Regions from separate parts of the Homo sapiens genome. Here region 1 is linked to region 2. Evidence: chromatin loops called from intact Hi-C (ENCODE). Cell type or tissue: CD14-positive monocyte. All regions are shown on one strand. Links, peaks and the distances in the headings refer to the core of each region. The heading gives the core; the rest is flanking DNA. Region 1 has its middle 32 kb from the start of FMN1. Region 2 overlaps FMN1 (formin 1).

Region 1 (5,383 bases), core at 175-5,174, 130 kb before region 2:
GCAGAAGGATTAGTGCCATTACAAAAGGGACCTCAGGGAGCTCCCTTGCTCCTTCTGCCATGTGAGTACAAAGCAAGAAAATGGTCATCCATGAACCAGAAAGCAGGAAAATCAGAAATCAAATCTTCTGGTACCTTGGTCTTGGACTTTCCAACCTCCAGAACTATGAGAAATTAATTTCTGTTGTTTATAAGCTGCCCAGTCTATGATACTTTGTTATATAGCAGGCCAAACAGATGAAGATATCCCCTCTTGGGGTTCAATGAGTTTGAATCCTGAAGGGTCTGTGGTCTCCAAACTCAAGAGCTTCCAGCTCTGTGGCAGGGCCCATGAACAGGCAGGTCCTTCTCCATTTTCTTGGGCTGTAAAAGCCTTCCTTTCCAGGCTGCTATCCCATGGCTCTCAGCTGGCAAATCTGCCCCAGTGTGGGGTCATCTATCCTTAGCCAGCAGAGGGATGATTTTCCAGTAGTGTAAATAGGGTGATCCCCTGCTTGGAGGTTGGGATTTATTTTTCTTTTGGAGGGTTTTTCAGTAGATTGGTGAAGTCTGAATCTAACTTAAGGATTTTCAGATCCTGAATTTATCAGCCCCACTGAGCAGACACAGAAGAGTGGAGAGAGCTATAGCAGTGTCTTTCAGCAGTTCTTAGGAGTTCAGGGGTGGAAAGATGGGGCGAGGGCGAGGGCTAGGGCCGTGTGGTGGATGGGGAAAGTCTAAGAGAGTCTGATGGGCAAGGAAATAGATTTCCTGGATATGAATCCTTGCCTTTGCTAGAATTTCTCTGCTGAAAATGTAGGTGGTTAGGAGATTTCCTACCTTCCAGGTCAGCTAAACCTGGAACTACATTTACAGTCAACTTTAAACAAAACCCCCTGACAGTTTACACCCTACACAGTCCACAGTCAGTACTGTAGTCTGGAAATAAGAGATGAATCTAAGGTTTGGATGCTGAAAGATTCACCTGTCTCTCCAGGCATGGTCTGAGTATTTCTAATCTAGAGAATTTATAAGTCAACAATGGGCCTGAAATATAGTCTTCCAGTGACTTCTCATGTAATGGAAAACTCATCTTCTCCCCAAGGTTTTATCCTACTGGGAAGATCACCAGTGATCAATCTTAAAAGAGAAAATGTCCATTAGGAATTTTTATGTCCCTTCACCTGCATTACTTTGCTAGGAAAAATAGGCATGAGAGGATTGTATATTTTATTATATAATCCTACTTCAAAAGAGTTTATATTCTATTCACAAGGAAAAAGGAAAGTACTAACAAATGCAAAGAAGCATGAGGGAAGTGTCATCAAGATAATACAAAAAGGCTCAAAGGAAAAAGATGAACAAAAAGGAGCTAATGGGAGAGGTGTCATTTGATACAGGAATTGACCAAGAGATATGATTTCAACTCATGGAGATGGAGGAGGAAGGGCCTTCTAACTGAGGAAAGGTAAAAGACGGAAATTAAAATGTGCCCTCAGGCTTTAAATATCTTAATTGCCTGGGGGAGAGGCTAGAGGTAAATTGATCCTTCGATTATTTGGAGTTCATTATCCCAGCAGAGAAAGTCTTACAGCAGCTTACTTGATTACTAGTTGTTCAAGAAACTTTATTTATTATCCACTTATATCTGGTATGCAAGAAAGAGTTTAAAAGAATCAATAAACTTTGGTCTCCAGTGGATTAGGTATTGACACGACTGCGGAAGAAGAGAAAGTACAAGATAGTCCTGAGGGCTCCCCAAGGGTAAACCTTCTAAATGTTTAAACCTTCAAAACCATTGATTCCCAGAAATACTCAGAACAAAGTGAAGTATTTGCAAGAGAGAGAGAGAGAAAATTTTGTGGGCCTCCGGAAGAGGAATCCTGTTACTTCCTTTATAGCTGATTCTCAACCCTAGTAACACATCAGAATCACCCAGGGACAGTTTAAAATATTCATGCCTGGGCCCCAACTCCAGATATCTTGATTTTATTTAGGGGTATTGGTATCTTTGAAAAGCTCCTCCAGGTGATTCCATCACTAGATAGAACGTCTTGACTGTGAGTTTTCCAGGTTCTTGGCGTATTGAACAAAGAATTGAACAAAATGCACAAACAAAGCAACAAAAGAAGCAACAAAAGACAAAATAAAAGAGTAGAGTAATAAAGGCATAAATTTATTGAAGATGCAAAAGTACGATTAACAGAGTGGGAGCAGACTTGAGCAAGTGGCTCAAGAGCCTCCCTATTGCAATGCTCCCCAGGGTATTTATAAAGCCAAAAGAACTTGGCAATACCCCTAGGTGCCCTCTAGAGGCCTCCAACTGGTGGCAGTCTATGAAAAATTGACCTGAGGCCAATCAGAGTCTGAAGTGGAAACTTCTGTCTTGTTATCACAGGAAGGAGGATGTGGCTTGTATGCTGCCCAATCTTGGCTAGAACTGCCTGCACCTGCTGTTCTTTTGCTTATGCCTTAATCTTTGGTTACCCTAATTCCCTTTTCTCCTGCCTTAATTCCAATGTACAGCCAAGGCTGCAAACCACTGCTCTGAAAGCACTTTTGGTAACCTCCAGACTCCTTATATAAAGACAAGAGAGAACTGGGGAGAGTTATTTCCAAATTGGGAAAATTCCTTCTATGTAGGAAGAAAAAGTGGACCTTAATATGAAGCCACCCTTCCTGATTATTTTTTCATATTTGTAGCTGCTTTGGCATCTTCAGCCTTGAATTCCAACTGGGTCTGTATTTGCTCCTACCTACCTTACATTGATTATAACAGTCTCTTTAATATATTGGGTTCTTCCCACTACGTGGAGAGAATATAGAAATCAGGGTAAAGCTACAAATTGCCCCTTTCCCGACATGGTAGGCTGAATAACAGCCCCCCCAAAGATGTTGTCAGCCCAGGCAGCCATAATAAAATACCATAAACTATCAAATATTTATTTTTCACGGTTCTGGAGATTGGAAATACAAGATCAGGGTGCCAGCAGGGTTGAGTTAAGGTGAGAGCCCTCTTCTGGGTTGCAGGCTGCTAACTTGTATCCTCACACAGAGGAAAGAGCTGGCTGGCTCTCTGGCCTGTTCTTATAAGGGCACTAATCCTCAAGGGCTCTGCCTTCATGAACTAATTACCTCCCCAAAGCCCCACACACAAATACCATCACAGTGAGATTAGAGTCTTAACATAGGAATTTTAGAGGGAACACATTCAGTCCATTGCAAATGTGACAACATAGAATCCAGAACATGTGAATATGTTCCCTCCTGTGGGCCTCTGCAGAGGTGATTAATGATTTTAAGATGGTGAGAGTCCCTTGAATTTTCCAGGTGAGCCCAGTGTGATCACAAAGGGGAAAGGAGAATCGGAGTTTAAGAAGGTATGACAACAGAAGCAGAGATTTGAGTGATACAAGTGCTGGCTTTGAAGAAAGAAGCCAGCCTCTTGGCCATGGACCAAGAAAGGCAGACAGCCTTGAGAAGCTGCTAAATATCTTACACACATTATCTTACTTAATCTTTGCAATGACCCTATTCCCCAGGTCCCTTCATTACCCTCATTTCATGGAGGAAGAGCCAGAGACTCAGAGTTAAGAATTGTTTTCCTGGCCAGGTGCAGTGGCTCACACCTGTAATCCCAGCACTTTGGGAGGCTGAGGTGGGTAGATCACTTGAGGTCAGGAGTTCGAGACAAGCCTGGCCAATATGGTGAAACCCCGTCTCTACCAAAAAATACAAAAATTAGCCAGGCGTGGTGGCGTGTGCCTGTAGTCCCAGCTACTCAGGAGACTGAGGCAGGAGAATCACTTGAACCTGGGAGTTGGAGGTTACAGTGAGCTGAGATCATACCACTGCATTCCAGCCTGGGCAACAAAGTGAGACTCCGTCTCAAAAAAAAAAAAAAAAAAAGTGTGTTTCTAGAAGCTAAAATGCCACTAAGTATAAAATGCAACATTATATGTGCCACTAAGAAAAATGACTGCTAATTAAACTATGATATGTCATCAACAAACATAACACATGCCATTTCTCATTTAAAAACTATAAAATAAATGAAATCCATTTTTCCATGTGATGACTTATATTGCACGGTAGGAAAATCAAATATCAAATTCTTTCAGCCAGGCGCAGTGGCTCACGCCTATAATCCCAGCACTTTGGGAGGCCGAGATGGGCAGATCACCTGAGGTCAGGAGTTTGAGACCAGCCTGGCTAACATGGTGAAACCCTGTCTCTACTAAAATTACAAAAATTATCTGGGTGTGGTGGCTGACGCCTGTAATCCCAGCTACTCAGGAGGCTGAGACAGGAGAATCATTTGAACCCAGCAGGCAGAGTTTGCAGTGAGCCAAGATGATACCACTGTGCTCCAGCCTGGGTGACAGAGTGAGACTCTGCTTCAAACACACACACACACGCACACACACACACACACACACACACACAAATTATTTTAAAAATTGTATTTATTGTAGGTTCACAGGGTACATGTCCAGGTATGTTTCATGGGAATATTGTACAATGGTGGGGTTTAGGCTTCTGTTGAAACCATCATCCAAATAGTGAATATGGTACACAATAGGTAGTTTTTTTTAACTATCGCCCCACTTGCTCCCTCACTCCTTTTGGAGTCTCCAGCATCTATTGTTTTCATCTTTATGTCCATGTGTACCCATTGTTGAGCTCCCACTTAAGAATGCGGCGTTTGATTTTCTGTTTCTACGTTATTCCACTTAGGATAGTGGACTTCATGGACTCAGCTACATCCATGTTGCTGCAAAGAACATGAATTCATTCCTTCCCCCCGCCCTCCCCGCCCCTTGAGATAGGGTATCCCCCTGTTGTTCAGGCTGGAGTGCCGTGGTGCCATCATAGCTCACTGCAATCTCCAACTCCTATGCTCAAGTGATCCTCCCACCTTAGCTTCCCAAGTAGCTGGGACTACAGATGAATGCCTATTTTGTTGTTGTTGTTGTTTGTTTGTTGTTGTTGTTTTAGTAGAGGTGAGGTTTCACCATGTTACCCAGGCTGGTCTTGAACTTCCAGGCTCAAGCAATTCTCCCGATTTGACCTCCCGAAGTGCTTGGATTATAGGTATGAGCCCCCATGCTTAGCCAGAATTCGTTCTTTTTTTTTTTTTTTTTTTTCTTTTTGAGACGGAGTCTTGTTCTGTCACCCAGGCTGAAATACAGTGGCAAGATCTCGGCTCACTGTAACCTCCACCTACCGCATTTAAGTGATTCTCCTGCCTCAGCCTCCCAAGTAGCTGGTATTACAGGTGTTGACCACCTTGCCTGGCTAATTTTTTGTATTTTTAGTAGAGACAGGGTTTTGCCATGTTGCCCAGGCTGGTCTCGAACTCCTGAACTCAGGTCATCTGCCCACCTCAGCCTCCCATAGTGCTG
Region 2 (5,383 bases), core at 240-5,239:
CTTTGCTATGAGTTAATCATGCATCAGTTATGCCTGACATCTCCCCCAGTCCGGAGGAGAAATGCCATCAGCCCTATTGGGGGAGGACAGTCACTCAGCATGAAGTAAGGCTATCAGTTTCTCTCTGATTATTGAATTAGCTGTGTTCCAAATATTTTCTAATTTCCTTTGTGATTCTTCTTTGACCTATGAGTTATTTTGAAGTGTATGGTCTCATTTCCAAGTTTTTGGGATTTTCCGAATAATTTTCTGTTATCAGTACCTAATTTAATTCCATTGTAGCCAATGAATATATTTCATATGATTTTGATCCTTTTAAATTCATTGAGACTTGTTTTGTGGCCCAGTGTGCGGTCTATTTTGATAAATTCCATATGTACTTGCAAAAATACATATTCTACAGTTACTGTGAATGGAGTGTGTTATAAATGTGAGGTAAAATTGATGGGTAATGTTTAGTTTTTCTATATCTGTACTGATTTTCTGTCAAGCTGTTGTAATTACTAAGAAAGGAATATTGACATCTCCAAATATGTGTCTATTTATGTAATTATTTCAGTTCTGATAGTTTTGCTTCATGTATTTTGAAGTTCTGTTATTAATGCGAGGTACAAATAATGAAAATGTAGGCATGTTATGTCTTTTTGATGAAGTGACTCTTTTATCATTATGGAAGTTCTCTGTTTATCTCTCTGTCTGCCCTCCTCCCCACTATTTTTCCCTAAGGTGGTTTCGACACTTTAAAGTTCTCTTTCCACTGTCTTTTGGGCTGCATGTTCTGAGAAGTCTAGTGATTCTTTAGTTTTCTATACATAATATTTTTTCCTTGTCCACTTTTATAATTGTCTTTTTATCACTGATTTTCCAGTTTATTTATTGTAGTTTTCTTTGTATTTATCCTGCTGGGGAGTCATTGAGCTACTGTGATCTGTGGGTTAATAATTTTCTTCAAATTTGGAAAATTGAAGCCAATACTTCTTTAAGTATTTTTCTGCTCCTTTTAGCCCATCTCTCTCTCTCTCTCTTTTTTTTTTTTTTAAGACAGGGTCTCACTCTGTCATCCAGGCTGTAGTGCAGTGGTGTGATCTTGGCTCACTGCAGCCTCAACCTCCCAGGCTCAAGTAACAAGTGATCCTCCCACCTCAGCCTCCCAAGTAGCTGGCACCACAGGCGCAGGCCACCAGGCTTGGCTGATTTTTGTATTTTTTTTAGTAGAGATGGGGTTTTGCCATGTCACCAAGGCTGGTCTTGAACTCGTGAGCTTAAGTGATCCACCCACCTCGGCCTCCCAAAGTGCTGGGATTACAGGCATGAGCCGCTGTGCCCGGCTACCTATGCTTTCTACTGAGGTGATTTCTGGACTGAAAAAAATTACCAGAGCCCCAGTGACCTATGGGACATTATCAACCAGTCTGAAGTATGTGTAAATAAAAATGGGGCAGCGAGGCGAGTTGGTGCATGCCTGTAATCCCAGCACTTTGGAAAGCCAAGGCTGGCGGATTGCTTTAGCCTAGGGGTTCGATACTAGCCTGGGCAAAATGGTAAAACCAAAATCCAAAGATACAAAAATAAATAGCTGGGCATGGTGGTGCATGTGGTCCCAGCTACTTGGGAGGCTGAGGTGGGAAGATCACTTGTCACCTGAGCCCGGGAGGTCAAGGCTGCAGTGATCCAGGATCGCACCACAGCACTCCAGCCTAGATGATATAGTGAGACCCTGTCTAAGAAAAAAAAAAAAGTAGATTTGTTGGGAGAGAAAGTGATAAATCCGGTGCTGGAGTAAAGTACAGGACTCCTTCTCAGTACTAATGACTGGTGGAGGAAGGGAGATAGGAAAACTCTGGTGCCTAAGACACTCAGGCAAAAGGTGGCGATTTACGAATCTGGATGTGTTATAGAGGCCATTTCTTAGCAGCTCTGATGAAGAGTTCATCACTTTAATTCCAGATCATTGGGCAATCAAGGTAATATCCAGACTTTTCTGGTTAGAAGGGCAAAGGTTATTGACAGACGACTAGACCAGCCTTATTGGCTCTAGTGCTGGCAACAATATTGTGTAAAGATAATTGTTAGACCAAACACCTGGGATGGAGCTAAGGCAAAGGTGGGAACTAAGATTATACAGCTGTTTTTCTCAGAATTTTATATCACAAAAACTTCTGTCAGCCATCAGGGATCAGCTTGTTTCTTCCTTTTGATGATAGGAATGAAATAAAGAATGTCCTTTCATTCTCACTATGTTGCAAGGACACTCAGAGCCATATTGTATTTTCAGTCTCTTAATTGTATTGTGTATGCTCAATCACATTTAATAGTAAATGTGCCTTCTTTTTTTTTTTTTGGTATTTACCTTGTTACGTATATTCCTTTTTGTGAGTTTGCTAGGATCATTTCTTTTTGGAAAGGAAGTTTTTAAAAAAATCATTTATTATATATTTCATAATCCAGGGCTTAGTATTTTGTAATTTTTTCTCTACTTTACTTCCTTAGCTATTAAGACAACCAGTAATTACATCATATGTCTTCAAGAGTTGGATTTCCCACTGGTGCAACCATCCTCATAATAATTGGAATAATGTGACATAAAAGGGAAAATGTTATTCAAATTTACTTGTAATGAATGCCATATGACTTTTTTTTGCATTCTTATTCTTCAATAATATTTTTGGGGCCAGGCACAATGACTTATGCCTGTAATCGCAACACTTTGAGAGGCCAAGGTGGTAGGATCACTTGAGGCAACACAGCAAGAGTCTATCTCTACAAAAAAAAATTAAAAACTAGCCTTGTGTGGTGGTGCACACCTGTTGTCCCAGCTACTTGGGAGGCCGAGGCAGGAGGATTGCTGAGCACAGGAGGCCAAGGCTACAGTGAGTTGTAATCATACCACTGCACTCCAGCCTGGGTGACACAGTGAGACTCCATCTCAAAAATATATATACATGTTTTTTGTTAACAAGCAAGTATATTCTTTCTTTTTTCTTTTTGTTTTTTTTGAGACAGTCTTACTCTGTTGCCCAGGCTGGAGTGCAGTGGCACAATCTCGGCTCACTGCAACCTCTGCCTCCCGGGTTCAAGCAATTCTTGTGCCTCAGCCTTCCAAGTAGCTGGGATTACAGGCACCACCCACCACACCCAGTTACTTTTTGTATTTTCAGTAGAGATGGGGTTTTGCCATGTTGGCCAGGCTGGTCTCAAACTCCTGACCTCTAGTGATCTGCCCACCTCAGCTTCCCAAAGTGCTGGAATTACAGGGGTGGGCCACTGCACCCGGTCATATTCTTTATAACCAAACATACTAAAATTTTTTGATCACTTAAGTATTTGAAGTACTAACATCTAATGTTTTGAGCATTTATTATCTGGGAGTAGACGGAGGCTTTTAATGTCTCAGTGAATCCTACAATCTCCTAAATTTGTTCTTTCCTTGATCTTTTCTGCATCAGGACTTACCTAGGTGCTCTATCCATTGTTAGCATCATCTGTGCCCCTGTTTTTCAAGTGTTAAAATATCCAGTGTAACTATGGCCACACATAAGTTTCCTAGTCTGAGTAATACACATCCCTCAACTAGTATTCTTCACAGGAGAAAACCGTGGAAGGAGGTTAATAAAATAATCAAAGAGATATTTATATACTTCCTTAAAATGCTATTTCATTTAAAGGCATGACTATAAATAGTTCCATTCATGGCTCTAGGCTCCTATGTTTGACTTTCTGGGAAGGAGTATCATAGGGTATCTATGAACGACCCTGAGGAGCTGTTGTTTCCAGAGATGATCAGCCACTTACTTGGAGCTGTTGCATTTGATGACGTGAATTCTATTTTTGGAACATGAACAGATTTAGGATCTGCTGCACTGCAGTGCAACTGAATTCTTATAAGCTTTATTGTTATTCTCCTTATCTTCTCTGACAAAAGAAAAATAGCCTTTCACATGACTGTGTGATGTTGGATATGCCCTCATTGTATATAGAGTTCTTTACTTAAAACAGGAAATTACTTGCTTCTCCCATCAAATCTATCTATCCCCCAGCCCAGGAAAAGTCTTCTGAAAGAAAATAATTGTGAGCCTAGTTCAATATCAGACATATTCTTATTATCTTCATTTTATTGATGAGGGAAAAAGACTCAGGGAGTTTTGGTAACTTCACCAAGGTCAAATAATTAGTAAAGGTCACAGCCAGGAATTTAGCCCACATGTTAAAGCCCTGTACCCACGCTCTTAACTTGTTCACGTCTGCTTCTCTCTTAGCCCTCAATATTCTCATCTGGAGACTGGCAATAATATCTTTCTCTAAATAGCATAAAGAACTTAGATTTTAGTTCTGCCTTTGCTGCTAGCTGGGCATGTTGGAAATACTGCAATCTTCATGGGTTTTGGTTCTCTCAACTATAAAATGAGCATGTAGGTGGGGAGATATACAAGATTCTTTCCAACTGTAAATTTGTTTTATTTTATTTGAATTTAAGCATGATTTTAGAAATGCAAACTACATTGCAGTTGCCTGATGGCTATGGATGCTTTCCTCATCAATGTTCAGACTTACAGAGCTTGCTCCCCACTCTCTGCTACTTTTTGATTTGCCATCAGCCTTTCTCTGCCTGGCCACACCTTCCGCCTGTCCATCTTTGCTCATTCATCATTTCTCTCCCCACATACTTCCCAGTGAGGAGTTAGAGGCTGGGGTGGATAGATACCACACCTTCTCAGAATTGTATCTACCTAGGTGGTTTGGTGACATTGTGTCATTTAACACTGCTGAGAATGAAAATGGGGGCAGTTGCATTAGTGAGCATTGATCTCTAATTGACAGATACCAGCCATGAGACTATACTTTTGCCACAGCTCTGTCTTCTTAGATACAGACATGAGTGATTACACACACAGCCACACATCCACTCCACAAGCACTTAGCAGTGTCACTTTCCATTAGCTGTACATCTAGATTGCTGTCTTTCTTGCTGGTAAGTACACGTTTGAATAACATAATGGAAGATATGTCTACCTGTACATATCAGTTCTGATATTCACGGCTGAGAAAACTTTACCTCTTAGGGTTTATTTTATGTAGTGCCTTGGGCACTACAACACAGGAGCTAAAACTGAGGAGAGTTTTAAGCTTAGGGTTTTTGTTTTTTCTCTCCTCTTTCTGGATGCATAACCACTTCGTCATTGCTGTCAAGTGAGGGCTTGGTATGATGGGAGAATTAGAGGAAACAGCTTAAAAGGCACTGTAATTTTGTCCCTTAGGGACTTTTGTCCAGATCTGCTGGTTATATAGTATGTTCACAGACTTCCTTTAGGAAATTGGTATATTTTTATATGTATATTCTTAGACGATTAAAGACAATATCTGGTAAATAACTTTTTAATAAAAT

Evidence for each region. A loop is a pair of places that touch in the nucleus more often than their neighbours do. Peaks named below come from ENCODE experiments on the same cell type or tissue, not always from the same donor. Only the 100,000 strongest peaks of a DNase experiment are listed, where the experiment ranks them.
Region 1: a loop joins it to region 2, with 3.0 times the contacts of the local background. A loop is called at or near these places in 27 of 110 quality-filtered maps.

The regions. Positions count from the first base shown.
Region 1 is chr15:33,223,704-33,229,086 of GRCh38, reverse strand. No RefSeq gene overlaps it. Among named protein-coding and RNA genes, the nearest start is that of FMN1, 32 kb to the right of the region's middle. RefSeq lists an enhancer at 2,310-2,359. In CD14-positive monocyte, for the core only: CTCF peaks have their summits at 2,065 and 2,266 (motif pointing left); a DNase peak (open chromatin) is centred at 2,306.
Region 2 is chr15:33,092,959-33,098,341 of GRCh38, reverse strand. The region is part of intron 4 of FMN1 (formin 1); the gene reads left to right. Among named protein-coding and RNA genes, the nearest start is that of FMN1, 99 kb to the left of the region's middle. In CD14-positive monocyte, for the core only: no CTCF peak of the experiment used is centred there; no DNase peak of the experiment used is centred there.